Linked DNA regions of Homo sapiens: region 1 is linked to region 2. Evidence: read pairs that join two places in POLR2A ChIA-PET (ENCODE). Cell type or tissue: OCI-LY7. All regions are shown on one strand. Each heading gives the region's core, and the rest is flanking DNA. Links, peaks and the distances in the headings are about the cores only. Region 1 overlaps PRKCH (protein kinase C eta). Region 2 overlaps HIF1A (hypoxia inducible factor 1 subunit alpha).

Region 1 (15,369 bases), core at 4,300-9,299, 220 kb after region 2:
ACTCAGATTTTCCAGTAGATTGCACTGAGCACAGTATTTCTGTCATCCAAACTGCGTAGGAATAGCTCAATGTTTCCAAAGTGAAGTGGAAAAACTCACTGTGGTAGTAAAATTCTAATGCTGCTCTCTTTTTCTCCGAGACCCACAAGGGGACCTATTGAAATGTAAGACTGAACCAGGCCTGGTAGGCATTGATGTGGAACTAAAGTATACCTTGGGGACTCTGGAAAAAGTGAATATGTGACCAGAGCCAAATGCAACCTGGGGACACTTCCTGTGGGTCTGGCCCGGGGCTCCTCACCTTTCTTAACGGAGCTTTAGGTGAATGGATATGCAAGTCCCCTCTGGTTAGAACCATGAGACAGGAGTGTCCCCATTGGCCTCTACTCTGAAGGTATTTGAGTTTGAAACCCCAGATAAAATACTGCTATAGACTGAATGTTTATGTATCCCCAAAATTGGTATGTTGAAACTTAACCTTCAATGTGACTGTATTTGGAAGTGGGTCCTTTGGGAGGTGGCTAGGTCATGAAGGTAAAGCCCTTGTGAATGGGATTAGCGCCCTTAGAAAAGAAATCCGGCTGGGCGTGGTGGCTCATGCTCCTAATCCCAGCACTTTGGCAGGCCAAGGCGGGTGGATCACCTGAGGTCGGGAGTTCGAGATTAGCCTGACCAACATGCAGAAACCCCATCTCTACTAAAAATACAAAATTGGCCAGGCGTGGTGGCACATGCCTGTAATCCCAGCTACTCAGGAGGCTGAGGCAGGAGAATTGCTTGAAGCCGGTAGGTGGAGGTTGCAGTGGGCGATAGAGCAAGACTCCACCTCAAAAAAAAAAAAAAAAAAAAAAAAAAAAAGAAAAGAAAAGAAAAGAAAAGACAAATCCTAGAGAGCTCTCTCACGGCTTCCACCATGTGAAGTCTCAGTGAGAAGGCAGCTATCCGTGAACCAAGAAACAGGCCCTCACCCGACACCAAATCTGCTGGTACCTTGACCTTGCACTTTCCAGCCTTTAGAGCACTGAGAAATAATTTTCTGTTGTTTACAAGCCACCCAATCGATAGTGTTCTGTCATAGTAGTCCAATGGAGTAAGAAATACTTCAGACATTCAGCAATGAAAGAAGTGGGGAGAGAGGTATCTGTCTCTTCACTTCCTTCAGCTCTATGAAATAAAACCACAAATAAAAGCTCACTTATTTCCTTCCATGTAACTTTCACAATTGGTAATTACTTTTACTTGTTTGTGTGCTTACACTAGAATGCCTGCTTCCTGTGGGCAGGGAGCAGGCCTATTGTGGTCACTATTATATCTCCAGGCAAAAAATAGGTCTCAATTAACATTTGTTGAATGAGTAAATGAATGGATGGATGGATTAATAAATGAATACAAACCTATAAAGTTACAGACAAATTTATACCTCATGTAAATATATTAACATCTCATATAAAGGACATAAAACAAGAGGCGTAAGGGAAAGGCAATTTCCCCCAGTGTGTCTCTGAAACTAAGGTAGTGACTGATGTTAAAAAATAAATCTGTTCTTAATGCTTTAGTTACTAAATTTCCTATTTCTGAACGAGAGGAGAATACTCCATCAAAGGAAAATGCTGGAGAAATTCCCCTCCTACAGAGGGACCCCTCTCAATTTGTAAAAACACCCTTTTTTGTTTGGTTCTACCATCTTAAAGAAAAAAAAGTAGAAATGCAGACACCTCTTTGTATGATGACCATGCAGTGTACCGCCCAAAATGGGCCTCAGACGGCTGGGTGCGGTGGCTCATGCCTGTAATCCCAGCACTTTGGGAGGCCGAGGTGAGTAGATGACTTAAATTCAGGAGTTCAAGACCTGCCTGGCCAATATAGTGAGACCCCATCTCTACTAAAAATAACAAAAATTAGCCGGGGGTGGTGGTGAGCACCTGTAATCCCAGCTACTCAGGAGGCTGAAGCAGGAAAATGGCTTGAACCCAGGAGGTGGAGGTTGCAGTGAGCCGAGATCGCACCACTGCACTCCAGTCTGGGCAACAGAGCGAGACTCTCTCAAGAAAAAAAAACCCAATAAACAAAATGGGCCTCTGAGAGTAAAATGGGTCATGAAGGGGGATTATGGGAGCAAACTGGGACTTTTCTGGGCAAATGATGACATGGGGTCTGACCTACCTCTGCAACAGGTAAGTTAATCTAAGCTCATTCAAAGTTAAAACAATTTTTTAAATAATTCTTCCATTTAAAATGTGTTGTTAATTGAACCCTTCTTATCTTGAACTCTGATGAGTTTTTATCTTGAGAATTAATTCTTGCAAAGTAAAGTATCTTGAGCTTCTCTGGTAAGTTTTTGATTCTAGAGTTATATCTTAAAACACAAAGTATAACACAGGTCACTTTCCCTGGATGATATATCAAGTGAGATACTGTGAAAATACTCTGCATGGTAAGCCCTCGACTCTACCTCTTTCTTTTTATGAAAACAGAATACATGGCACAAAGCACAGCTGCCCCTGAGACATGCTTCAGAGGTAAAGCGCTTTGTAACAGATTCACTTCCTTTCCCAGTGCCACAGAACAAAGATTACACTCAGCCTTCCTGGACATAAAAACTTCAGTTTTTCCCATTCCTCCTGCCAAAGCTGAAATGCCGAGAAATGCTGGGAACCTGGCCTGTGATTATACACACTTCATATTTTACATTCTGAAACCCCAAGGAATAAGCTGTTGAGAACAGAGTCCTATTTCTTAAATGGCAGTTGAACAGATACAACGCTCAAGCTCTGTTGAGCGTGGCTTAGTATTTGCATAGGCAGAAACAGACAAAGACTGCACAGATTCTGCCAGTCTGTGGGCACCTTCCCGGCATATGTGGCAGACCTCAGTTAACTTTTCTCACTTATTTCTGTTTGGTTGTTTTTTAACCTTCTGAATTACTCAACCAGATTCTTACAGGAAAAAAAAAAAAAAAACCACTAACACACATACAAATCAGTCACAGGGAAACTCAGTTACGGCCTCTGACGGGTTTGAACCTGTCTATTTGCAAATGAGAAAACAAAATTTCAGTGTTCTTTAGGCCAAAATAGTATCTACCCTGCTCCTTGGTGCAGCAATAAAATGGACAGCCCCACAGTAATCAGATTTTGGGTTTGCTTTTGTCAAAATTTTCCTCCTCAGTTTTGTAAGTTGATTTCACCGCCACAGTATATTTTTCTCAATTCCACCTTCTGTGTAGGAGTCAAAAAAAAAAAAAAAAAAAAAGCCTGCTTCCCTTCCTCTCTTACATTCATTCCTTTCCTTCAAGAACCAACCCAAGAGCCACACATCCCCCAGGAAGGGCTCGAAAGGGTGAATTCCATGACTCAGTGTCACCTGCCTTCCTCTGCTGCTCGGCCCCATTTCTTTGTCAAAGGAGTGTTAAAATCCTCACTCGGTGAACTTGGGAAAGGCAAGCTTCTAGCTGCTTGGATTAAAGACTGAATACCCCCTCTTGCTTCATTTGCAAGATTTGGGGCTGCTCCCATCTGTTCTTAGAGGGCAGGAGCTCATTTTTAATTTTTTCTCTCTTGACATTATTTGGGACAGCGCCCATAGAGAAAGGTGTTTGAGAACTCCCTGGTGAATAAGCAGTCCACTCTGTACAACAGAAGGCACTCTATAACCACGGTAGAAGTATGTGCTGCTACTCTTTAATCCAGTTATAAATAATGACTGGTGCAACTGCTCTACCTGGAGCAGTAGTGCTGGAAAGAAATCTTTCTTTGTAGCTTGTAACTGCAATAAACGTTTATAAGCCTGTTGCCTGATCTGAAAAAACCAGCACTTTCTCCAACAAGAGATAGCAGAATTATTTCCAGGACTTGAACTGTCACCCATAGACCCTTCTGATAAAAGAAAAGATTGAATGGGCATGGTGGCTCATGTCTGTAATCCCAGCACTTTGGAAGGCTGGGGTGTGCGGATCACGAGGTCAGGAGTTTGCGACCAGCCTGGCCAACATAGTGACACCCGTCTCTACTAAAAATACAAAAATTAGCCGGGTGTGGTGGCATGTGCTATAGTCCCAGCTACTCAAGAGGCTGAGGTAGGAGAATCACTTGAACCTGGGAGGTGGAGGTTGCAGTGAGTGAAGACCATGCCATTGCACTCCTGCCTGAGTGAGAGTGAGACTCCATCTCGGAAAAAAAAAAAAAAAAAGAAAAGAAAAGAAAAGAAAAGAAAAGATTGCCTACCTACTACCTTTCTTTAAGGATTTAGATTTCATCTCTCTAAAGACTTAGGAAAAAATCTCTGTTCTTCAGGTAGATAATATACCACCATTTGTTTTTCAACAGGAGACATTCAAATGCAGAGCTTGCATATGCATAGACCATTTCTGGAAGGACATATAAGGACATGTCTTGAGGAAGAGGAATTGAGAGACTGGGGACAAGGGTATGAAGAGGATTTAGCATTCACTGTAATCATTTTAGAACAGCTAAAAGTGTCCTTTTTATGTATATGCATTAATTTACATTTTAAAATTAAATTAAAGTGACACTGCTCTTTAGTCAATAAATGATACTGTGTTTCCACCCATCTTCTCATCACTTACTCCCCACCATGAATTCCTGCAGACAAATGTTGGCTCAGTTGCTAGAAATAAAACAGAAATGAAGACAAGAAAAAAGAAATATTGCCATGCCCTGTGCCAGAAATTGAGGGATAACAAATGAAATGAACAAAAAAGAGCTCAAGATGCAAGCCCTTATGTAGCCATGACAAATGAGGAAACGTACGAGACTCTTGGTGTAGCTTTCGCTACTGCTTTTTTTTTTAATGGGATTAAAATGAGCACACATCTCTCTTTTTTTCATTTATTTGTCTATCAGGGACAAACCATCCAGGTCAATATATGTAGATCTAATGTATTCTTTCTTTTAATTGTTGCATAATATTCCACAGTACGGGTATAACCATAATTTATTCAACAATTTCCTTATGGAATCTGTCTTTCAAGTAAATTCATTGTTTAATTTCCTTCCCTGGATCACTTTTCTTCTTAACAACTGATAATGTATATGGAGGATTTGCTGATGTCAGACACTGGAATAAGCAAGCCACATGAATTAATTTTCACTGTAACTCCATGGAATGGATAGTACTGTTATCCTCATGTAGATTAAGAAACGGAGGCTTAGAGAATTAAAGAGTTGGTACAATATCACAGAATTACAGTACATTGTGGGGGTAAGTTTTAAATCTAAGTTTGACTTCAAAGCCTCGTTCTTAACTGTAAGCCAATACTGTCTCATTTTCATGCTGTTCCATGCAATCAACCTGAGTCTGTGGCCAGTCTTAAACATTATCCTGGTATTTCCAACTTTGAGATGGACCATTTGAAGGAGTTCCATAGGTACCTCTATTTTGACATACCCAAAGGTGATTTTCTTGTCTCCCCCATCCCACCCCCGTGCTCAGCCCATGTTTCATCTTTGGTAATTCACCCTTGAGCAAGTCACAGATTGATTTGAGAGGAAAATATCCACCTTTGCAGAGTGGGCTGTGCACAGAGATCCTCAGTTCTGGGATTTATGACTACCTTCTCTATTTTCATGTGCACATACAGGCTGAAGCTATACTCTCAAATGGATGCAGGAATTAAATTCCTGAGATCCTTACAACAGGAAAATTTAAATATCCTTTTTTGAGATCACCACACCAATTAACTTTCCACCGTGCTTGCTACTCTATAGTCAGCATCAACAATATCCAGTTAAAGACCAAGGATGGGCATGGTGGTTCAAGCTGTAATTCCAGCACTTTAGGAGGCCACAGTGGGAGGGTTGCTTGAGCCCAGGAGTTTGAGACCAGCCTGGGCAACATAGCGAGACCCCATCTCTAAAAATATTACAAAAATTAGCTGGGTGTGCTGGTACACACTTGTAGTCCCAGATACTTGGGAGGCTGAGGTGGGAGGATGGTTTGAGCCCAGGAGCTCTAGGCTGCAGTGAGCTGCACCGCTGCACTCCAGCCTGGGCAACAGAGGGAGACCGTGTCTCAAAAAAAAAGACCAAGTCTTACCCAAAAGAAGTAACATGAGCTATAATAACATAACTCAGTTCAGTTAGCCAACTGCTAGTTCAGATAGTTCTGATTTCGTAAGAGAAGAACGTGACAAGTCAACCGGATATTGATCCAAGTATCTAGAATGCCTAATAACATGGATGGTTTATGGATTACTGAGAAATCAGTAATCCTGAAGAAACAGCCAGAACGAGCGACTATCAGGCTAATAGTATTTCCTTTGTTAACAGGTAAACTAGATTGGGAGACCCAGACTGCCTTCACATATCTCCACAGCTTTCTTGTAAGAGAGCTGTATTTTTTTTTTTAAGTCTACCCCTTATAGGTGGTCCAGAACCAGTGAACTGAAGCTACTGGGAAACAATGTTTGAGTCAACAGAAAGGCGAAATTTCCAAAAGCCGTACATCCCTGAAAGTGGAGGAAGTATAAGTTCCTCTTTGCTTATAGGTGTTTAAGTACGGAAAAAAATGACTGCTCGGCAGATGTTGGATATTCATGCTTTGAAAGAAGAAGGGTATATAACTTTGAACTCCATTCCAGCTTTGAGATTCTAGAATTTTGTCAGCGGAACACAGTAAATTTTGACGCAAATGCCAAGAACAGGGTAGAGCAGCAATTCTGTACGTGAAAGCACAGGCTTACATGGCTACTCTGGAGGCCAGAGGAGCAGTGAAAAGGGAGGAGCAAGATGTGAGGGGCCAGGCAGTCAAAGCGCCACCTTCCCATTGCTGCACCAGCCACACACCTAGCAAACCAGACACCCCCAGGACACTGTTCTCCAGGGTGTGGGGTAGTTTGCCTGTTAGGTTTCACTAACTTCTCTTTGCAACTGAACTGAGAAATTCATCATGTGTGAGCATTTTCACCAAAAAGCAACAGAGCACTTGTACCACTTCACATTTCTACTTACAAAGTTTACAGAAAAGTACAATTTGACATTTGCAAGACAAAGGAAAAAATTCCCCTTTCAGGGACATGCTGCAAACTATTTATCAAAAGGTACACTCTAAAACCACAGTGTACTCAGCTTTTTTTCCTGCCAGGCTTAAGTACTGGGATCTAGGAGAAGGATTTGGTCTCAACACACCTCAAAATAGAGCTCCAAGCCTAACATGCATGGCTTAATGAGCCAAACGCATGACAACGCCTCGGTCTAATCCTTGGTTATTCTCTCGTGCCTGTCTACTGTGTGTTCCACTGTAGCAGGAGCTGTTTTCCTTAGGGCTGAAATCATTTCCGGGTAGATTTGGCACTATCAAACCAAGTAGCTGCAAAACATGTTGCTTAATGTAACTGAAAACCCCAAACACGTGTATGAATGAATGGCTGTAATGGACTGAATGTTTTGTGTCCTGCCAGAATTCATATATTGAAGCCCTAAGCTCTAATGTGATAGCATTTGGAGGTAGGGCCTTTGGGAGATAATTGGGGCTAGGTGAGGCCACAAAGGTGAGGTCTCATGATGGAATTTGTGACCTTATAACAAGAGACACCAGAAAGCCTGTGCTCTCTCCATCCCCTCACCGCATGAGAACACAGCAAGATGGCAGCCACCTTAAAGCCAGGAAGAGAGCCCTCATGAGGAACCAAATTGGCCAGCACCCAGATCTTGGAATTCCCAGTCTCCAGAGCTGTGAGAAATACATTTCTGTTCAAGGAATCCAGTCTGTGGTATTTATTATGGCAGCAGACTAAGCAGTACTGAGCAGACTAAGACAATGGCTTTGTGACTTCTGTAGAACTGGGTTTCACAGACAAGGAGTGGTCACGGCGTGAGGCTGGGGCTTGACAGAACTTAACTGATAAAACAGCAGGTTACCAATTTCTGACATCATGTTGAAAAACATAGTATCACATGAGATCACTTCTAAAATAGCATTTCTGCCCAGGTGCGGTGGCTCATGCCTGTAATCCCAGCACTTTGTGAAGCCCAGGTAGGGGATCACTTGAGGTCAGGAATTTGAGACTAGCCTGGCCAACATGGTGAAACCCCGTCTCTACTAAAAATACAAAAATTAGCCGAGTGTGGTGGCGCATGTCTGCAATCCCAGGCACTTGGGAGGCTGAGGCAGGAGAATCGCTTGAGCCCGGGAGGAGAGGCTGCAGTGAGCTGAGATCAAGCCACTGCACTCCAGCCTGGGTGACAGAGTGAGACTCCATCTCTAAATAAATAAATAAATAGGATGGCATTTTTTTAATGATAAAAAGACAACACTTGTTCAATACAGAACATTTGAAAACCATCAAAAAGAAAATAAAAATCACCTATATTACCTCAGACAACAACTGTTGATGTGCTGGTGTTTATCCTCCTGTAATTACTTTTCTCTACAGAGAGTAAAACTGACTGATGGGATGAAGTCTTTCTTTGGGTAGTCTCTTCTGATCATAACTGCCATTACACTCATGTAGTCAGTTTAAAGAGCCCATCCTCTTATACTGAAAAGGACACTCCTGAGAAGCAATTCTACTTTGAAGACACTCAATAGTTTCAATGTGGATATCCACAGCCTATAATATCAACACAGAATCACTGGGTGCCTATGGGGGTGTTTGGGGACTAACTGAAAGGGGCACTAAAAACTTTCTAGGATGACAGAAATGTTCCATATAGTATTTGGAGTATTGATTACACAATGTGTACATATGTCAAAATTTATCCAATTGTGCACTTAAGATCTATGAGGGGAACTAGAAAAATGGCACCAATACCCGTCACTGGAACATGTGTTTGATGCTTTTCCCAAAAGTGGTAGCAAACAGAATGTTTAAAAGTGAACATCACTGAGCATGTACTACATACCAGGCTCTGGGCTAAAGGCTTTACATGCACCTCCACATCACAAATTTAATTCTAACAACCACCCTCAGGTGAGTATTTCCAGGACTTCCATTTTATCATTGAAGAAACTGAGGCTTAGAGAGGTAAAGTAACCTGATCAAGATCCCACAACAGAGAAGTGGCAGAACCAAGACTGGAAACACCCAGGTCCATTCTACTCAGGAGCCCCAGCTCTTATCCACAATGCCAGCTCTAAAAGTCGTTAATTTGTGTGCCTTTCCAGGAATCTGTTCTAAGGAAAGAATCGAAGTCAGATCCAAATAAATATGTATGAGGATATAAATGCATCACTACTACAGATGTGCAAACATCCTTTTCGGTCAATCAGAGAAACTTTCCAGAAGGCTTTCATTTATTTAAAAAAGACTGCTTTGAGTTATGAGAAAATCATGGGTTTGGGCCAGAATAAGACAATCAATGGGCAGCTCTTCCCAAGCTGAGTGTCATATCATAGCGCTGTCATGAGGAGTAGGTGAGTTAATGCAGAGAGCTCAGAATAGAGCCTGGCTCGTAGTAGATGCTCAATAAATGGTAGCAATCATAATATATTCTCAGCCCTGACCTGTCATCTTAAAATAAAAAAAGCGTAGAATTTGAGGCCTTGGTCAATTCCATGAACACCTAAGAACACCTAACTCTCCTGTCATTGTCCTAGGGGCTGGGCTTGGACAGCCACAGTCCCTGCCTTCATGAACCCATATGCACAGGGGCACAGCCTATGGAAAGCACTAAGGGAAGGGTTTCACGGGATGCCATGGGAACAGAGGGGGCACCTAACCTAGATGGAATCTGGAGGGTAGGGGAGTCCAGGAAAGGCTTATCAGAGGAGGTGATGACTAAGATGAGACTGCAAGAATTGGTAGCTGGAAGCTTGGCAAAGAGATGGGGGAGCATTCTAAGCAGGGGGAAACGTGTGGAAAGGCCTGATGGGTGAGGGAACTCAGCACCTGCATGGATTCAAAAGGATATCATGGAGTGGAATTGTAGATTCCACCACATACTGTGTGACCTTGAACAAGTCCTTTCACTTCCCAGAGCCTCAAATATAGGATAATGTCACTGACCTTTGTCTGCAAAATAAGGATAATGCCACTTACCTTGTGCAACTGTCATACAGAAGATACAATTAAACAGAGGAGTTTATCCTTACAGGACAAATGCTCAACACATGTGGTTAGCATTCTGTATTGCAGAAAGAAAACAAAAAGGCTTGGGCCCTCGACGCCCATGACGCCCGAATTCATCTGCTCCAGCCCACTGGTCCCTCTGCTGCTCCTTGATCCCACTGCGCACTCTCCCTCCAAGGACTTGGCCTAGAACACTCTTCTCCCAGATATTCACATGGAGCTGCCTCCTCCCATCCTTAGGTCTTTGTTCATCTGCTCAAATGTCCCTTATCAGAGAAGCTTTTAAAAATCTCTGTGTCAAACAGTAAATCTTTGTTACTGAATTTTATATTGCTCCTACCAAGTTTTTTATCCATATACTGAATCACCCTAACATTCAATATATTTTTGTCTTTTGTCCTACTTTTGTGTTCTTTCTATATTTTGTCCTACTACTTGTGCTAGAAGTTAAGCTCCCTGAGAGGAGGGGGTTTTGTCTGTTTTATTTCCTGTATTTTTCCAGAGCTCACAGTAGCGTCTGGTACACAGTGAGTGCCCAACAACAAAAAAATTATTTGTTAACGGAAAGAACAAACACCCCAAGCTCGAGGGCAGGACCTGTCTTTATTCTTCTTTTACTCCCTAAGAGCCTGACAAAGGTTTGCATTGGGTAGACTTTTCATAAACATTTGTTGAACTGTACAATTCAATTACTTTTTACAAATGGTTGTGTTCATTTAATACATAAAGATTAAATGACTGTATTTTTCTTGTTCAGCAAATAAATCCAAGATTCTCTGTAATTATAATGAAGCAATTGGTTGCTTGGTCAATTTGGTGGGAAGAAGAGCAAAACTGGTGGCCTGGTTTCATTAGCTGGTGAAAGCCACTAACACATTTATCAATTAGTTCCAAATAGTCACAGCCTTCACTGATGAAAAGGCCAAACCCTGAGGAGGTATGCCAGGATCAGCATTCTGGTTTAATATATGAAGTACAGAAAAATGATCAAGGTGTCCCAGGACTTAAATGTCTATCTGTTATAAAGTTAGGTCCTTTGAGAAACTGCATTACTGGGATTACACCCTCAGGATGTTCACTCCACTAATGGTCTGAAAAGGTTCTTGAATCTCCTCTCAAATTAACCATCAAACATCTGCTTTAATACCAGAAGGCGTAAACTCAAAATGAGGTCAACTGCTTCCCCTAAACATTAGAAACTGTTGAAATTGAAGCAAAATGCCAGAGTATAGTCTTCAGGTTGTACAACCTGTCACATATGCCCTAGGACTTCCTAAGAAAATTATCTCAAGGGTTTATGGTAAGTTCATGGTAAGTATATCAATCACTTGCAATTCCAAAATATTGTGAAAATACAGAGAAAATGATTTGGTTTCAAAGAAAAGCATGACCAGAGTTTACTATAGAGACTGGTCTTCAGAAGGTTGATTTTTACAAGCTAAAACTCCAATTTCTATGAAGAATTACCTGTTATTCAGGCAGTGTCTTGAGAATAATTGCTGCCTATGCCTATGGATACCAAGAAAACCCAAATCAGGTGACAGCACATATGCAAAGATAACCTCTTATATTGACACGGCATGTTCCAAAAAGCATTCGCATTTCCACTTCCATCTGATTTGAGTTTTACAAGGACCCTGCTGGGAAGCTGTGTCAATGGCACCTCCACTGTACAGATGGGCCAAAGGGCTAGGGGCATTCAGCAACCTGCCCACATCCCCAGGACCAGGGCTGGGTCTAGCATGCAGGGCTTCTGAAAACCATGTCCAGCATTCTTTCAGTAGGAAGAATATATGTAGCGTCACACACATACTCTAAAGTAAGTGATCTTTTTCTATACTTTTATGGAATTATATTTTTAATACACTGGCACTTTGGGGATACTTACTCTAAATGATGAACATACCAATTGTTTCTATAACCCTGGAGCCAAATTTAGGCAGATTTCTAATGGAGTCTGGTTCCCCAGGGTTCTGTCCTTGACTCACACTGTTCCATTTAAGAGACTCCTATTGGGTGATCTCATTCAGTCTCGTGGTCTCAACTAATAGCTATGTCCTGATGACTTCCAAATATTTAATTCAGCCCATCCTCTTTACTGAGCTTCAGACTCCTATGCCCCTATCCATGGAGCATCTCCACTGGAGTATACCTCAGGCACCTGTCATACAACCTTTCTAAAACTTCTTCCTCTTTTGCCTAGACTTCTTCCTAGGCACATGATCTCTCCTAGCTAATGGCACTGCCATCCACTCAACCTTCTAGCTAAACACCTGGAAATGATTTCCGGTTTCTTTTTTACCCTGAATCCACCCAAATACTAAGTCCTATCAGCTTTACTTGCTATTATCTCTTATGCCTTTCTCATCAGCCCTACCATCACTGTCTTAGTTCAGGTCCTCATTATCTTGTTACTTGGAACTCTGCAACTGCCTCAAAATGAACCTCTCCCTTGCAACCTGGCTGCTGCTTACCATGGGTATGTCCACACATGCCATGCCCCCCACCCGCACGTAAAAGTAAAATATAAATCCACTCATGTCATAAGACCTGCTGAGAATTCTTCAAAGGTTACCTGCTCCATAAAGCCCAGACTCCCTGGCATGGAATTTGTGTCTGACACTGCAAGTTTTCTATCAAATAATGATTCTTTCCCTTCTTAATAATGGAATGCTGATTTTTAGCTGGAACATGGCCACTTGTAATACTGTATTTCTTGGCTTTCACTGGAGCTAGACTCAGCCATATGATCAAGTTCTGGCCAATTCCATGGTAAGTACTGTGTGGAATTCCAGGAGGCCCCTTAAAGGGAGCTGACTCAGTTTGGAGGAATGCCCTCTAGCCCTTCTTACTACATGGAATTGGAATAGAGAGATGATTCCTAGATCTTCAGCAACCATTTAGACAAGGACGTGACCCTGTCTACAGCAGAACAGAAAGCACAGAAATCTGGGTTGCAAATGACTCCACGGAGCTTCCATGGCGGGGCTGGACTACCTACCTCCAGGCTTTTCATGTGAGAGAGCACTATGTTTCCATCTGGCTTAAGCCACTGTCATTTTTATGTTTCCTGTGATAGGCAATGGAGCAAAGTCCTAAGTGACCCAGAATTCAAACATCTCAAGAACAGTAAGTGCTTAATACTTCATTTCTGCAGCCTCCTCTAGCCTTCCCTCTTCCCATGCCTCCAACTTCAGGCTCCAGTGCTACCAAAGTTCCTGTCATTTTCCACTTTAACTACACATTCACCACACTTCTCTGCTTTGCTCAAACTTGCTCCCCTACCTAAACACCCTCCTTATCTTTGTTCAGCTTTTAACTCTTCACACTCAGCTCAGGCATCACCTCCTCCAGGAAGTTTGCCTGAACATCCATCTTAGGGCAAGTGGCCATTCTGTCTGCTCCCAAGATACCCTGGGAAAACTCCAATTTTGGAACCCAGCTGCCATGACTTATTAATGGCTATCTCTCTCACCCCACAGAAAGCGCCTCAAAGGGCAGACATCTCATCTACTCATCTTGTATCTACACCTCCTAATGCAACATCCGGCACTAGGTGGCAGCTCAGGAAATATGTTCTGATCTCAACTGGATTTTTCTCACTGCAATGGAGTAAACAGGGTTGAATGCCTCAAAATGTCTTGGTTTGCTCTTCATGCCAGCTGTAAGTTGAAGACTGAAACAAAATTTTCTAGCCATATTTTTGTTTTCCTGGAGATGGAAAGCAAACAGCAGATGAGTCATCCGAAGAGAATATCCACTATGAGAAACAATTTTTGGACGTTTCACACCTGAAGTCCCTCATCTGTAAAAGATAACTTGGCCCTTAGCAACGTTTGAGGTCTCCTCTGGCTCTAATATTTTATAAACCCATTGTTGAGTATAAATGCACAGACCTGGACACAGAGAACTCACTGTGAATAGATGGCTCCTCCAGGGATTGGCAACATGACCGGCCTTACCTAACCTTCAAATAAATTATTTACAAGGAGTGTTTAATAAAATCTTGAAGTCATCAGCTGACTGAACACTGTAGGATAATAAAATGCCAAGTGAAGTAAGATACGCTTCCTAGACTCCAGCCAGGCTGGCCTGCTCTAAAAACCCCTGACCTTGCCACACTCCTTCCTGTTACTGGGCATCTATCTGCGTTTGCTGTTTCTTCTGTCTCAAATGTTCCTTCCTTCCCTCTTTACCGTGACCTCAGCCCAAGAGTCACTTCCTTATAAAAATCTTCCATCTTTCCCTAACTGGATAGAATCACCCTATTCTAGGTTCTCATTCACTGCATTGTATTTCTCCTCTTCATAGCACTAGTCATGGTTGCTACTTTTTATTGGTATAATCATTTGATTGACATCTTTCTCCCTCACTGGATCATACCCTCCACTGGCGAGTATTTTTGTTTTTGCTCATACCATTACATCCATATCCTTGGCAGAAGGGTGACGCTCAACAAATACTTGTTAAAAGATCTCCAGAGGCCATGCAAGGGTGCAGAACAGTGGCTGATGAGTTTCACTACGGGAAAAGGGAAGACCCCATTTGAGGGAAATGCTGAGCTACTCTAAGAAGCTGGAAAGCTCTGAGCTCTCCATCATATCCTTGAAGAAGGATCTTGGAAGTCAGGAATGGTGGTCACTTTCTGGTGAGAGTTGAAGAGCAGTCACTGAATGAGGCCACCATGGCACAGCAAGGCATGACAAGCTAAGTAAGAGAAGAGACAAGCACATGACTAAAAAGCTCAAAGAGCCAGTATCAGTCCCAGGTGAGGGCTCACAGCCAAAGTCTGATGTGAAAGTTACTAATATACTGAGCATTCCCATGGCTGGCATGTACTGAATAAACAAGGACTATACAAACAACAAATGACAATTTGTAGTAGTCTCTGCAGTACGCAAATCAAGAGAGAAGAGACCTACTTCTTGCAGCAGAAGGAATAATGCCAGCAGATGACAAAGGGAAAAGAGAGCTGTTAAATTTTACTTTCATCTTTATCTAAAAAGATTTTCCTCACTAGAATGAGTAGAATGAATATAAATACAGAACTGAATTCCAATAGAGGTGAGGTGACAGTAAGAGCCCAAAACTCCAGGCTCAAATGAAAGACATCTGGGGACTCAAAGTCTGCTGATAAGAAATACTGAGGAGTAAGAGAGGTCCTAGGAGGTGGGAATCAGAGAGAGATTGCCACAGTTTTCCAGAGGGGAAGAACTGCAGGGAGAGAGAGAGAGTGCACAGTAACTCAGGCATGTAAAATCCATCACTGGCCCAAGACACCATTTTTTTTTGTTTGTTTTTGTTTTTTTGAGACAGGGTCTCACTCTGTCACCCAGGTTGGA
Region 2 (15,369 bases), core at 5,245-10,244:
ATTAATCACGTTTTTGAAAATCAATGAACATTTTTCCTATGATACCACCTATGACCTACTTCCTGCCCAGGGCCTATACATTACTCTTTAAAAAATTCCCCTCGTATAAAGTCTAGGCTGCTTTTTCATTCATCTCATCATCATGGCTGTTTGATAGTTATTTCTTGCACTGATGACTATGTTTCAACATTGAACAAAGATATAAAACCATGATTAATAGAAAATTAAGCCCTATCAGGATTCAAATATTGTGTGGCTGGCAAAGCCAACTGATTAAGCCTGGAACACCAGTGCCACAATTCACGTAATTTAAGTTTGTGCCTCAAATTGGCAAATTACTACACGGTTCTGCATTTTGGAGATCACATGCAAATGAGTTGAAGATATAAATGTTACATAACCAAACACCATGGAACTGTAAACCTTCCCTCACAATTCTAAAGTTATCTTAATACTACAATGTCTATGTATAAATAAAGTGTATAATCAATCACAAATAATTTTCACTTACCTTCCATGTTGCAGACTTTATGTTCATAGTTCTTCCTCGGCTAGTTAGGGTACACTTCATTCTGAGAAAAAAGCTTCGCTGTGTGTTTTGTTCTTTACCCTTTTTCACAAGGCCTAATGAAAGCATGAAATAAAGTTTTAAAGCAACTAAATATACAAATTTGTTACAATAAAAGTAACAAAGTGCCCATCACCTAGATCAACTGAATACCCGTTCAATTAAGTCTCAGCATGAACACAGTAATTCATTCCCCTTTTACTCACTCCAGCACACCCAAGAGATCTGACACACACTACTCAGTAGCTGTGATTCCCTGAGTTGGCTGAAAGATAATCCATATTTGGGATAACAGTTAATCATTGAAGCCAGTAAGCTTAGTCAAATACACAGAAATATAAAAATGGTATGAGTTTGCTCTTTAACTGTGCTATCGGTACACAAGAATCCCTAAAGAAAGAACTTCAGCAAACTCTTCCTATCCTTTCCTGAATGTGTTAGCTCAATTTCTAATAAGCACTCTATGTCTTTATAGAACCTTTAAAATAACAACTTTCTTTTTAATAACAAATAACATTTTTACGTATCTTATTTTTTTCCCCTTAATTTATCTAGTAAAGCAGGCAGAAAATTACTTCTACTTTGTTACTATGAGAAAACAACAACAACAGATCAAATGACTTATCAAAAGTTACAGAAATAGGCAGGGCACGGTGGCTCATGCCTGTAATCCCAGCACTTTGGGAGGCTGAGGCAAGAGGATCACTTGAGGTCAGGAGTTCGAAACCGGCCTGGCCAACATGGTGAAACCCTGTCTCTACTAAAAATACAAAAATTAGCTGGGTGTGATAGTGGGTGCCTGTAATCCCAGCTACTTGGGAGACTGAGGCAGGGGAATCACTCGAACGTGGGAGGCAGAGGTTGCAGTGAGCTGAGACTGTGCCACTGCACTCCAACCTGGGATATAGAGCGAGAATCCATCTCAAAAAAAAAAAGCTACAGAAATAAAGTCAGAATTAAGTAAAGTCTATTCACTCCAATTTCAAACCTTCTATAACTAAAAATGAGATTATATTTAGGTGACTGAGAAAAGAGCATCTTGCTGGGCGCAGTGGCTTATGCCTCATGCCTGTAATCCCAGCACTTTGGGAGGCTGAGGCAGGAAGATCACTTGAGGACAGAAGTTTGAGACCATGCTGGCCATCATGGCAAAACCCCATCTCTACTAAAAATATAAATATCAGCTAGGTGTGGTGGCACATGCCTATAATCCCAGCTACTTGGGAGGTTGAGGCGTGAGAATCACTTGAACCCGGGAGGCAGAGGTTGTAGTGAACTGAGATTGTGCCACTGCACTCCAGCCTGGGTGACAAAGTGAGACACTGTCTCAAAAAAAAAAATTAAAAAAAATAAGGAACTAGCCTCTTGATTTCTTATCTTCATTGGTCAGTGTGCTTCAGAACACATATAAAAATATTTATTATTCAGAACCTGGACTAGATATTGTAGGCAATACAAAGATGAGTAAGATACGCCACCTTTCCTGAAGAAGTTAAAAATGTAGTAGATATAGTAAGGTCAACAAAAACACAATGTAGAGTTGGTACTTGAGACTTATAAAAATGCTTTAAAGAAGGATAGGGAGAGCTTAGAAGATAATTTCTAGTCAAGGGAAATCAAGAAGTCTTGCTTAGAAAAAGAGACATTAGAATGTCAGTAAGTAGAGATGGGTTAGAAGGGTATTCCAAGGAGAAGTAAGAGAATGAAAAGCACAGAGGTAGGAAAAATAGGACATGTTTGAAAAACAGCATATAGTAGTTTGTCCACAATGTAGAGTACACGTAGAAGAGTAGTAAGGCAAAGCTAGAAGGGAAGGTTAGGGCTGTACCACGGAGGGCTGTGGATGTCCACATGGAGTCCTGCCTAAATATTCAACAAGGGGCTTTAAAAAAGCACAATCAGTAACTTAAGGAAAATTAACTTAGCAGCAATATATATGTTAGAATTAGGTGACTGTAATGAGAGGGCTGAGCCAGTAGAGTATGAGGGAAAAGAATGGTGGCAAAAGACAAATGAAGAGGTAGAATCTTAATAGACTTGAAAACTGATGGAAATAAGACAGGAGAGAAATCAAATCTGGAAACTGTAATGCTAGTATATTGAAAAAACACTGTAAAGTAGAAAAGAAATGAGAGTAAGTTTAAATGTAGGCATGGTTAACTAGAAATGCTGGACTCTTGAGGAACAAGATGAATTCCAGCCTATACTCTATGAATAATGGAACTAGGAAAGATGGGCAGTCCTGGTGCTGATGCATGCCATTTGGGTTTACTTAGATTAAGAAGTGAATTTGCCCTCCCTGGAAGGATTTAAGAGTATATTTTTAAAAGATGCCATGAGAGCAAAGGAGGGGGAAGGGAAGGAGTGCGGGAGGGAGGGGGAGAGAGAGAGAGAGAGAGAGAGAGAGAGAGAATGTGTGTGTGTCGTGTGTGTGTAGGTGTTGATGGTTGTGGTAGTGGCAGTAAAGATCCACATGCAAAATCCTTTGGGTATGTTCAGTCCTTCATAAACTAAGCTTGAATTATACTGACCTTTGAAAGGAACCCAAGGCCTTTGAATGGGGACCTGCAGATTAATTTAAAAATCAAGGTAACTGAAAAGTACTAGTGTTTTCCTAATGAGGAAAAAAAAAACAAAAAACAAACAAACAAAAACAAACCATTAAAAAAACCTAAATTTTAAACTCTCTAAAAATAAGTCATATTTTGTATAATTTATAAATTCTAAAGCATTTTTCTAGAATTTATTTGGAAAATAGGACTATTTGTATAAACACACCACTGGCTCTCAGTGTATCACTAAAATGTGATGCTTTGCAATAGTCCCTGATTTCTAAAAGAGAAAAATCTGCATTTTAGTTTCCCAATGGAACATCAATAATTCATTAACCACATTAGTAATGATTTCAAAATGTTTGTGTGCTTTAAAAAAGAACATTTGGTTCGAAACATACATTTAAACTATATTAAGACTATCTGATTTAGAATAATGCATTAACATCATTACCAAATCAGAACAAGACTTCCTAATATCCATCCATTTATAGTCTAGCCCCAGGGAAGCACTGAGCAGTCAATATAAACCTCAACTCTGCACATTAGAACTCATATATTAAACTCATTGACAACCCACTTAGGTCCTTGTTCACAGCATATTTACTCCTCCTTTATACAGAATTCTAAAAAGTATGCATTTGTTTTCCAAATTAACAGTAAAAACACAATATGAAATTTAAAAACAGGAGTCAGGTCCTGCTGACAGAGTGAAAAAAGACAGAATGTGAGAATTCAAGAATATGAAAAGCGCTCCAAAGGACTAATGAGCGTGGACTCTGAAGCCAGTCTACTGAAGTTCAGCCCAAGCTCTGCCATTTACTAACCAAATAATGTTGGGAAAGTTACTTAGTAACTCTGTACCTCAGTTTCCTAGTAAAATAGAAATTGTCTAACAGTTAACTTCACAGGGTTGTTGTGAGGAATAAAGGAGTTAAAAGCATATAAAATAGGAAGAACAGTGTCCTGGCACACAGCATTCTCTCAATGGAGGTTAGCTATTATTATAATAAATGAGATGAAAAAGAAAACCTCAAAAATTATACAAAAAGTAAATTTGAGGTTTTATAATATAGAAGCAAACAAACGTATGCACTTAAATTGGAGAGCAACAAAGAACAGCAGAACATAAGAAATTTTCCTTGTGGTAACTTTCCATCATGAAGAAAAGTTCAATTATGATCAGTATACACTGCTTAAGAAGGCACAAATGTGGAAAGACTTTCTTGTTTTTGTAATTCAAGAGGTACTTTCCAAAAATCTTAGAACACATGATTTTTTAAATAATTATGATCAGTATACACTGTTTAACAAGATAAAAATGTAGAAAGACTTTAATTTTTTAATTCAAGAGGTAGTTTCCAAAAAATCTTGGAACACTTGATTATTTTTAACAATTAATTCCTAAGAATTAGAGGTCTTACTCTCTATTTTTGTTAATATGTGGGCATCCACAATGTAATACTTTATAATCTAACTACACGGTCTCGAATTATTGAGAACATCCAAAGAAGTCAAATAAGCAGTTGTTTGTCTTAAAATTCTGGTGAACTTTTTTTATTGGGCCTTAGACTCAAACTGGCACCTCAACTTTAATGACTGTCTAAAGTCCTATTATCTGCCATTTGTATTATAATTTCTCCTTGCCTTAATGGTGTATTTTAATTTTTAACTCCACCAGGTGTGGTGGCGCATGCCTATAATCCTAGCACTTTGGGAGGCTGAGCCAGGAGGATCACTTGAGTCCAGGAGTTTAAGACCAGCCTGGGCAATACAGCAAGAACCCCTATCACAATTTAAAAAGAAAAGGAAAAAAAAGGTAGCCTGGGCGTGGTGGCTCATGCCTGTAATCCCAACACTTTGAGAGGCCGAGGTGAGAGGATGGCTTAAGCCCAGTAGTTCAAGACCAGCCTGAGCAGCATAGTGAGACTTTGTCTCTACAAATAATTTTTAAAAATTTAGCTGGGCATGGTAGCACGCGTCTGTGGTCCCAGCTAACTTGGGAGACTGAGGTGGGAGGATCGCTTGAGTCCCAGCGGTCAAGGCTGCAGTCAGCTGATTGTGCCACTGCACTCCAGCATGGGCAAAAGAGCGAGACCCCATCTTAAAAAAAAAAAAAAAAAGTTATTTGTAACTCTCTTGGTCATGATTTTACTTTTCCATTTTATTTCTCACACCCACACAATTATTTATGCAATTAGGTGGGCTTTCAAAATGAAATTCCTAAAAACTAAAATAATAGTTTTAACAAAGAATAGACATTTTATTAAACATGAAATAACATTTTGCCTTGGGTAAGTACAATAGCAAAGTTTAATAATTAGCAATAGTATCTTATTATGTAAAACCACCTGTCACATTAAATCAAACAACAGACTTTTCTTACCATTTCTGTGTGTAAGCATTTCTCTCATTTCCTCATGGTCACATGGATGAGTAAAATCAAACACACTGTGTCCAGTTAGTTCAAACTGTAAACACATTTTTAAAAATTAGGGCTAGATCATAAAATCATAAAAACATATAGAAGAGCTCTTAATATGTGTGCATTTTACCTGAGTTAATCCCATGTATTTGTTCACATTATCAGAAATGTAAATCATGTCACCATCATCTGTGAGAACCATAACAAAACCATCCAAGGCTTTCAAATAAAAGCAATTCATCTGTGCTTTCATGTCATCTTCAATATCCAAATCACCTAAAAAGGGCACAAGAAGAGGAAAATAATTAGTTAAAAAGTTGTACTTAAATGATATAATATTTAGATGTTTTTACAAAGTTTTCTCGCAGACACTTTATTTAATATATACAGCCATTTCAACACAGAAAAGTGCAGGCCAGAAGCTAGAAAAACTATAATTAGATGTGCCAGCTGCTTTTCATGATTAAAGTAATGCAGCAAAGCAAACCATAGAAGAAGAAAGAAGAGTAATGTTTTTTATTTATTTATTTATTTTATTATTTTTGAGATGGAGTCTCACTCTGCCGCCCAGGCTGGAGTGCAGTGGCTTGATCTCGGCTTACTGCAAGCTCCGCCCTCTGAGTTTAAGCAATTCTCCTGCCTCAGCCTCCCTAGTAGCTGAGATTACAGGCACCTACCAGCGTGCCCATCTAATTTTTTATATTTTTGGTATATATGGGGTTTCACCATCTTGGCCAGGCTGGTCTTGAACTCCTGACCTCATGATCCACCCGCCTCAGCATCCCAAAGTTCTGGGATTACAGGCGTGAGCCACCGCGCCCGGCCTGAGTCATGTTTTTTAAAGGAAGAAAGGTAGATGGAACAGGAGAAAAAGGGGGGAGGGGAAAAGCCAGTATCTTATTCCTGACTAAAGCTTTAAAAGCAGGTAATAAAAAGGATGTTATATTAGAAAAGAATTGAGAGTATGTTTAAGAGAATAAAGCAAAACAAATTATGTGCATAAAGAATGATTATTTCAAAGAATAACTGATGAGAAAAAAATGAAGCTTGATAAAAATAGTGAGAATTACAGAAAAATTTTTAAACGTGTACATATCACAATATAAAGAGGTATACAAAATCAAAACATTGCGACCACCTTCTAAAAATAATTTCTATTTACTTCTAACTTCTAATTTTCAGGCCTATTTATACCCTTGTAAAATAACTCACCAGCATCCAGAAGTTTCCTCACACGCAAATAGCTGATGGTAAGCCTCATCACAGAGGCCTTATCAAGATGCGAACTCACATTATGTGGAAGTGGCAACTGATGAGCAAGCTCATAAAAAACTTCAGATTCTTTACTTCGCCGAGATCTGGCTGCATCTCGAGACTTTTCTTTTCGACGTTCAGAACTTATCCTACTTAACAACAACAAGAAAAACACGAGATGGAAAGTGTATACAAGTTAGTTTGCCTTAACTTGAATAAAACTTTACATTTCTGCTTATCACAGAAGGATTAGAAGATGCCATGTAATTAAGTTACATGGAGATTTGTCTACTAGATTAATGTACTTTTATAAAGGGCAACTATACAAATTTTGGATTACTGCACACATAAGGAACTCTCACAAAAAGTCCAAAACCAAGCTTTAAACCTGTCGGAAGCAGGTGTTTCCTCCCCAGCATATGTAATTGGAGAGAATGTTTTTATTTTAGGCAAAAATTTAAAGTAGCCTGTACATCTAAGGCTGTACTTCATAGAATTCAAAAGTAGTCTCAATACAGAGAAACCACGATTAAGGCTAGAGAAACTACCTAAAGTTGTACATAATAACTTGAAAACAGGAGTTGTTAGCAGGTAGAACGGTAATAGCTACAAACTGATTTCTACTTGTTTCTTTAGACTCCAGTACTTTCTCACCCTTTTACCACATGAATAACACTGACGATAAGCTATAGGAACTGACATTAGCAGCTATAAGCCAGTGCAGGTTGCCTCCTCCCTTAGCAGCCCCTTATCTATTACTGGCACAACAGGTGCCAAATAAATGCAGGAATATGGAAGAAAAAAAGCTGTGGCACACACAATATCCAGAATTTAGAGGGATAGGTTAGCAAAAATAAAGGTGTCAATACAATGACATATCTTCAGGGAACTCTTCCAAGAAGGAAATCAGAAAGATTTTCATTGTCACACCAAGCAAAAGCTGTCTTCCTTTGCTTAACTGCCTAGTGACATCTAATAGCTTGTTGAATAGCAACAGTTTATTAAAGGTTACCATGTGCCAACATTACCCTGTACTAGGTGCCTAGTTCTCTCACAACCTGTAAATAGGTTAAATATTGTCCCTATTTTACAAATGAGGGAACTGGCGTTCAATAGGTTAAAAGTAGCCATTATGTAGCAAATAGGATTTGAACCCAGGTGTTTTAAAGTCTTTGCTCTTCCACAGTATTTCTCTTCTTAATGGGGAATGCTGCTTCTACTTTAAACACTCACATGATCTCCTATGCCCCTCAACTCACTCCTGTTAAATAGATTCTTCACCAAATGTTAAAAACAGCTATTATGATTTAGTGAGCATTGGGCAGTATGCTAAATAAGGACTTTTAGCCAGCATTATTTTACTTAATCCTCCTTACATCCTGTGAATGAAGTACCGAATTGTCTCCACCCCAAATCTCTCCTCCTTCCAAATGATCTGCAAAGTTGAAAGGTACAACCATAGAAGCAACATTCTGGAGTAACAAGCACAGTTCTCAGCAAATGCTCTTGTTACAATATAACATGTTGTATTGTGACAATACTGATACTAGTTTTAGTACTTACTCAAGTTTGTGTGTTTATAGGACTTTTATACTTTAATAAGGAATGTAAGCATGTTATTGAACTTTGATAGAAAAATTTCAACTCAAGCATCTAGATCAATTTAACTTGAGTACCTTGAAATTTACGGTGAGCTATTAAAAACTATTATCTTCATCTGGTTAGATGGTGGAGGAAAAAAAGGAAGAAACTATTATCACTTAAAACTAGTTATATGAATCTATATGAACTATAACTAGTTATATGAACTAGGATTTTCTCAATGCTGTACAATAAAAAAAAATTAGTCACTGAGGCTACATGAAAATGCAAATGCCAGCAGTCTGTAATTTTTTCATTTCACTGCATTGTTCTCTGTAAATGTTTTCAATTTAAACTTAAAAATAAAACGTAAGACTTGATCTGTATAAGCAGAAGAGTAAAATAAAAAAACAAGTATGATGATAATAACTCCAGCATACACTGGAGTTCCATACACCATTCCCAGGATGGGGGGGTATCTAGCAGGTCCCTATTGGCCCTAACAGAAAATCTCTCACTTCCTCCCCAACCCCCTTAAGTTGTAGGTGACAGGCAGTGATAGCTGTGGGAAATAGATTTCTATCTGGTTCAAATAAAGCCTCTAAAATAGAGTGATGGTCAATTATCTCTTGTTAAACCTGAATATTAGTTCAAATGCCACAATCATTCCAGGCGTTCTTTGTTACCTAGGCTGGTCTTGAACGCCTAAGCTCAAGCAATTCTCCTGCCTCAGCCTCACAAAGGGCTCAAATTACAGGCTTGAGCCATTGTGCCTGGCCAAAGTGTTCAGAATTTTATAAGCAACTTACTGTATTTTTTCTGAACCACTCAACTGATGTAAACTACCAATAAATGACTACCCAAATGAAACACTTGGTGAAAAAATTGAAAACCTTATAATATGTGCTATATATGCTTTTTTTTTTTTTTAATGGAGTTCTGCTCTTGTCACCCAGGCTGGAGTGCAATGGCAAGATCTTGGTTCACTGCAACCTCCACTTCCCAGGTTCAAGCAATTCTCCTGCCTCAGCCTCCTGAGTAGCTGGGATTACAGGCATGTGGTACCATGCCAGGCTAATTTTTGTATTTTTAGTACAGACAGGTTTCACCATGTTGGCCAGGCTTGTCTCAAACTCCAGACCTCAAGTGATCCACCCGCCTCGGCCTCCCAAAGTGCTGGGATTACAGGCGCGAGTATATGCTTTTAAAGGGTATCCAATCAAGCTAACTATGGTGATGGAATGTCTCCAGTTCCTCTGTAATACACGTATCGTCCAGAACTTCAAAGATAGCAATGACTATCTAAGGAGTGGCAATAAGTGTCTAAGACAAATCCATTAGAAATTTGAGGTTAGATAAAGCATCTAAAGGACAGTATATTTAAAAGCTAGTGTAGACTGAAAATAAGACTGAATTTTGGAAGAAAACCAGCCTTCAAGAAAACAACTAATATAGAGTTGACAAACCTATATTAGATGAAGGTGATAAAAATTATTATGTCCTTTATCACACAATGAGTCTAGACAGAAACCAATCAAGGGATCTATAATAAAGATTTAATGGAAAAATCTTCATGATATTCTTCATATGTGACTACTGGAGGTCTTATAACATTTCTAAGTAAGCTTAAAGCTTAAAGCTAAAGCTTCTGAAGTTCTTGTGAGTTTCAGCATTTAAACTGCCCGGCTTCTTGTCTAGTCACAGGAAGGCTAATTTTATCAGTTTTATACCACAGAATTACAGTACTGACCAAGAATTATTTGTTAGACCAGGGGGTCTAGGTCCCACAGAGATGAATCCTGTACTATTTGTTTTACTGCTTACATTGCACAACAGAAGATATGTAGATCAGAAAGAAGTACATTTTCCACATGCAAATAAGGTCACTATATTTCTCTAAATTTTATAAATTGCATCTGTTTTGTTTTTAAGTACAGGTCAAGTGAAGTTCTTCTGCTGATATGTTCTGCTACTGCATAAGGTACTATATTTCAGTTAAGAGTACAGTTAAAACAGTTTGTTTACCCATTTCTACAACTGTTCTAGAACTAAAGTTGGAGTATACTACTGGCAAAATAGCTCAATCTTTGTGGTATTGTAGTTTTTACATGCTTACCATTTTATTATTTAACATACAGTATTAGACACAAAAGTAACAATTATATCTTGAAATTATTTTGTATAGGAAATATATTTAGAAAAATAATTTTGAGCCCGTCTTATTAAGCTTCTTGTGTACAAAGTTCATGAATAAGCAAGAGTTGTTTTATAGAGAATGTCTATTGTTCTTCAGATTAAGAACATAAAATATTTAGTGCTTTGTAGTAGGTCAGTAAAAATTAAAAAAAAATAAAAGGACACAAAATAATTGTAGGCATTTAAAGTCATCTTTTCGTATTGCACAAAAAGCCTGTTAGCATTCCTAATTGTAAAAATATGTGACTTCAAGAACTGAAGTTAAACCATAACTATTTAAAATGTGAGCAGATTATCAGATTTACTTCTAATAAAGTTAATGTACCTCAATTATGTTATTTGGTGAAATAACTCTTTCTGGCCTTGAAGGTACAAGTTGGTTTTTGTTGTTTTTGCACTTGCGTCAGTATTTCTACAGGACTGACATTCTGAAGTGAAATTTCATGATATAAAAAATGTGCTACTGAAATTTTTTAAAATACACAATAGCTTTCCAAATGGTTCTGTGCCCATTTTTGTCTCTGCCAGTTCATGAATGTGTATATCAATTCCCCCATGCACTCTGCAATATTATATATTACGCATCTTTTTAATCTTATTAATTTCTGCTGAGCTGATAGGTGAGAATTATATCTCATCATTTTAACTGCCCTGCACTTCTTAAAGTCTCAGGCCCAAGAAAAATGCAAAGAAAAGTTCATGTTCACTCTTCAGTTGGCATTTTTGCCTGCAGTTTTATTTTCATTTTATTTTAGAGACAGAGTCTTGCTCTGTCACCCAAGCTGGAGTACAGTGGCATGATCATAAGCTCACTGCAGCCTCGAAATCGTGGGCTCAAGCAATCCTCCCCCTCCCTACCTCAGCCTCCCAAGTAGCTACAGGCACACGCTACCATGCCCAACTAATTCTGTTAAATTTTTTGCAGAGACGGAATCTATGTTGCCTCGACTGGTCCTGAACTCCTGGGCTAAAGCGATCCTTCTGCCTTGGCCTCCCAAAGTGCGAGGATTATAGGTGTGAGCCACCCAACCTGGCCTTTGCCAGTATTTTTAAATCCAAACACCTATGCATGGTGCTTACTAATAACACAGTGGTATTCTAAACATTTTTCACCTATTATTTAATCTTTATTATTATCACCATGTTACAGATAAGGACCCTGGCTAAATAGCTTACCCAACATTACTCCGTTAATAAATGGTAGAACCTGTATTTCACTCAAGCAGTCTGGTGTCCACGCGATTAACACTAGACTATGTTGTCTCTCAAAAACTCATCCTGATTACCAAGGCAAGTATTTGTAAGTCTAGGCTATTATTATAAAGTTCGAAATTTGCCTACTTCACATGCCAAAGACATAAAGAAGGAATTATAGGAGTTGGCTTCAGAATTTAGGACTTGACCTAAGCTATTCAGAGAAACTCAGAACCAGGCTCTTTCTTGGAGTTTGCTTATAAATCCAAAATCCTAACTGAAAGGCACCTACAATGGTAATAGATGCTCTCTGCTCTACTGTCCAGCAGCTCTTCAAAGCAAGGTAATCCCTTCCGGTAATGCCAATCATTATGGCGAAAGAGTCAAAAGATGGTAATTCAGTCTATACTCCCAGTAGACTTTATTTGTACAGAGCAGCTATTTCAATATCTAAGTTCAACATTGTTGGTGTTTTACTTGCTCAACATTTGTCTAGCAGTCACAGAAACTGTTTTTTTTTTTCCTGAGACGGCATTTCACCCTTGTTGCCCAGACTGGAGTGCAATGGCGCGATCTCGGCTCACTGCAACCTCTGCCTCCTGGGTTCAAGCAATTCTCCTGCCTCAGCCTCCCGAGTAGCTGGGATTACAGGCGTGTGCCACCACGCCCAGCTAATTTTTGTATTCTTAGTAGAGATGGGGTTTCATTATGTTGGCCAGGCTGGTCTGGAACTCCTGACCTCAGGTGATCTGCCCACCTTGGCCTCCCAAAGTGTTCGGATTACAGGCGTTGAGCCACTGCGCCTGGCCCTTCCTTGTTGTTTGTACTCATTTTTAAAGTTATTCTAACTTGTATTAGGCCAAATTAATGAAGAAAGGCTTAAGTTTTTAAAATATTAAAAATATTTTAGATCTATACCTAAAGCTAACACACATACTATAATGATGCAGTCTCCTAACATGAGGTGATTTTCTGAAACTAACTGGTTTTTAAGTGGGAAGGGTTTTGTCCTCCAGAATTTTGTATAATGGTGGCATAAACACTGGAAGGTAACTCTCAAGGTCTAATCCTCAAGGTTTTTAATTCCATCATTTCCCACAGGAAAACAAATGGAAAATCCACCAAGTTCTTGGTTTGTATTTTGCAGCATATTTGAAGGAATTTTAGGAACTGAAATACCAGCAAACGAATAAACAAAAAGTATAACACCATCAGTACTTACTAAAACAACATCTCACATTTCCATAAGAGAATTCAGTTACTGTTCTTTTTCCTTAAATGGCTTTGAGCATTGTCTTGCTGTTTGCATAAGACTGTTTACTAACCTGAGTGTTTTCACAGATTTGGGAAGCTTAGATTTTTGAACGTTCCAGCAAACATTCAATTTGGTGTCAGCTTGACATTAAGATATACTCCTTACACACAGCTCTACTCTATATTTCACAATGTGCTCAGTTAATCTACTTTGATTCTATTTTTATAAATCTAAATAATCTCCTATTGTTTTGGAAAAAACTCTCCAACAGCTTTTTTCCCCCCTCTGCTCCCACACCACAGCAATCAACAACACAGAAGACAACTTCTGCAACCCTATCGGGAGAGGAGGGGTTCTCTCCACCACCAGGTGAGCAATCAGTTCTGCAGCGGACACCAACTGGGTGTCCTTCAATTCAATTCTAACACTATCTACCTGGAGACAGTGTCAGGTTGAGGGCTCAGTCCCCAAGACTGCCCCCTCAACAGGAGTTGCAAGTCTGGCCTCAGGAACTTCTGACTGACAGGCTTCAAAAGTTGGGATTCTCACAAACCCATCTTTGCTGGAGCAGCTCACAGAACTCAGGGAAACATGTTTACCAGTTTATAATAGAGGATATTAATAAGGATACACATGAAGAGATGTGTAGGGCGAGGTATGGGAGAAAGGATGCATCTATCAAGTACCATGCACTGTGCTAGGTACTAGAAATATAGTGAGAAGTAGAATAGCCTTTGAGCTTAAATGGCCTCCCACTCCTTAGTCTACTGAAATAGTCACCTAATGCTTTATTCCCAAATGCTTGTCTAGCTGCATCGTGAAGGACATTCAACATTTCAAATTCCTAGGCCTCACTGGGAATTTGAATCTGTAAATTCTGATTCAGTAGATCTAAGTCAGGATCCCAAAATCTGAGTTTTTAAAAACTTCCAAGATGCATATGATACGTAAGTTTGGGAACCACTAGCTGATCATTATTGCTAACCACTGTTACTCTGCTTTAATTTCTTTCTGAAACCATCACCATAAAGATCCTTCCGAAGTAAAGAAATTTGGCATTATGGCCTGATTAAAATCCCATTAAATGTACACAGGACAAGGTCTAATTATTTAAAAGGAAGCCCTCCCTTACCTAGTTCCCTGTCCACCTCTTTATCCTCATCATTTTCCACATTCTTCAGCCACACTGCAGTTACTCAAAAGCACCATAGTATTTCCTTTCTGGCTTGCTTACTCTACTCCTTCTGCCTGGGGTACCATTCCCAATATGTGGCTTGGTAAATTTATAAGAGAAACTTTTAAAGATTTAATTCAAACATCATTTTGTTTCTGTTTTTTTTTTTTTTCCTCTGGCTTCCAAAACTGGTCCTCTCTGGTAGAACTGATCACTCTAGTTATTTGGCTATATTAATCTTCCTTCACAATGCTTAAAGATTCTTGGGGGCAGGAAACTGTCACACATTCATCTTTGTCTTCTCAGTAGTGATGTGCGTAAGTTTGACTTTGACATATTTGCCCCAAATCTGCTATGACTTTGATTTCTGGCACAGGAAAAGCTGACTGCCCTTTCAACATTCTTTTTGGGAATCCCTGATTTGTGCTTTATTAGTGCTCCTAATCATAATTAACCAGCATATCAATGTTAGTACTATTAAATAAACATAATATTTGAATTTACTACAATTATCTGGATATGCATTTTCAAGTATAAGCAAGCATACTAGATATAAGTTACAGTGAAAATCTTATATTCTTTTGTCTCCCTGTTTCTTTGCACCCCTGTAATCTTTTTCTGTAACAGCAACTAGAATAATCCTTTTAACAAGAAATCAAGTCATATCACTCCTCTCTGCTTAAAATGGTTTTTGCCTCATTTAGAGTAAAAGCCAAAGCCCTTCCAATAGTCCATATGGGCCTCCACAATGGCCTCATTACCTCTTTGATCTCACCTTCTACCACTTTGCCCCCTTTGCTCATTCTGTTCTAACCATACTAGCCTCCTTACTGTTCTTAAAACACTTCAAACACATTGCCTCCTAGAGCCTTTGCACTAGTTGTTCCCCTTGCCTGGACTACTGCTACCCTAAATACCCACAAGGCTTGCTTCTCCACCTTTTTCAAGTCTTTGTCGCAGTCTCACCCTCATTGAGATTCCCTGATCACTGCCTCCATCTTGGTCCTCTTGCCCTGCTGTATTTTTATGAAAGCCTAAGTACATATCTTACTTGATTATTTTATTTTCTATCCCACCAATCCACACCTTCACTGGAAAGTAAGTTCCATAGAGGCGGAGACTTTTGTCTATTTTGTTCAATGAACATCCCAAGCACCTAGAACAGTTTCT

The links. Peaks named below come from ENCODE experiments on the same cell type or tissue, not always from the same donor. Only the 100,000 strongest peaks of a DNase experiment are listed, where the experiment ranks them.
Region 1: POLR2A ChIA-PET joins it to region 2 with 6 read pairs; 15 of 35 experiments call an interaction of 5 or more read pairs at or near these places.

Annotation. Positions count from the first base shown.
Region 1 is chr14:61,490,885-61,506,253 of GRCh38, reverse strand. All of the region lies in intron 10 of PRKCH (protein kinase C eta), which reads right to left. Among named protein-coding and RNA genes, the nearest start is that of PRKCH-AS2, 47 kb to the left of the region's middle. RefSeq lists an enhancer at 1-66. In OCI-LY7, for the core only: no CTCF peak of the experiment used is centred there; a DNase peak (open chromatin) is centred at 4,373; H3K4me3 peaks cover 66 bases; H3K27ac peaks cover 1,013 bases.
Region 2 is chr14:61,711,961-61,727,329 of GRCh38, reverse strand. It overlaps HIF1A (hypoxia inducible factor 1 subunit alpha), which reads right to left. Exons shown (of 15, transcript NM_001530.4): 2 at 6,758-6,948; 3 at 5,676-5,821; 4 at 5,507-5,591; 5 at 512-624. HIF1A-AS3 (HIF1A antisense RNA 3) reads left to right here. Exons shown (of 3, transcript NR_144368.1): 2 at 10,313-10,361; 3 at 11,502-11,772. Among named protein-coding and RNA genes, the nearest start is that of HIF1A-AS1, 24 kb to the right of the region's middle. RefSeq lists an enhancer at 7,542-7,591. In OCI-LY7, for the core only: no CTCF peak of the experiment used is centred there; DNase peaks (open chromatin) are centred at 6,849 and 7,219; H3K4me3 peaks cover 3,491 bases; H3K27ac peaks cover 3,992 bases.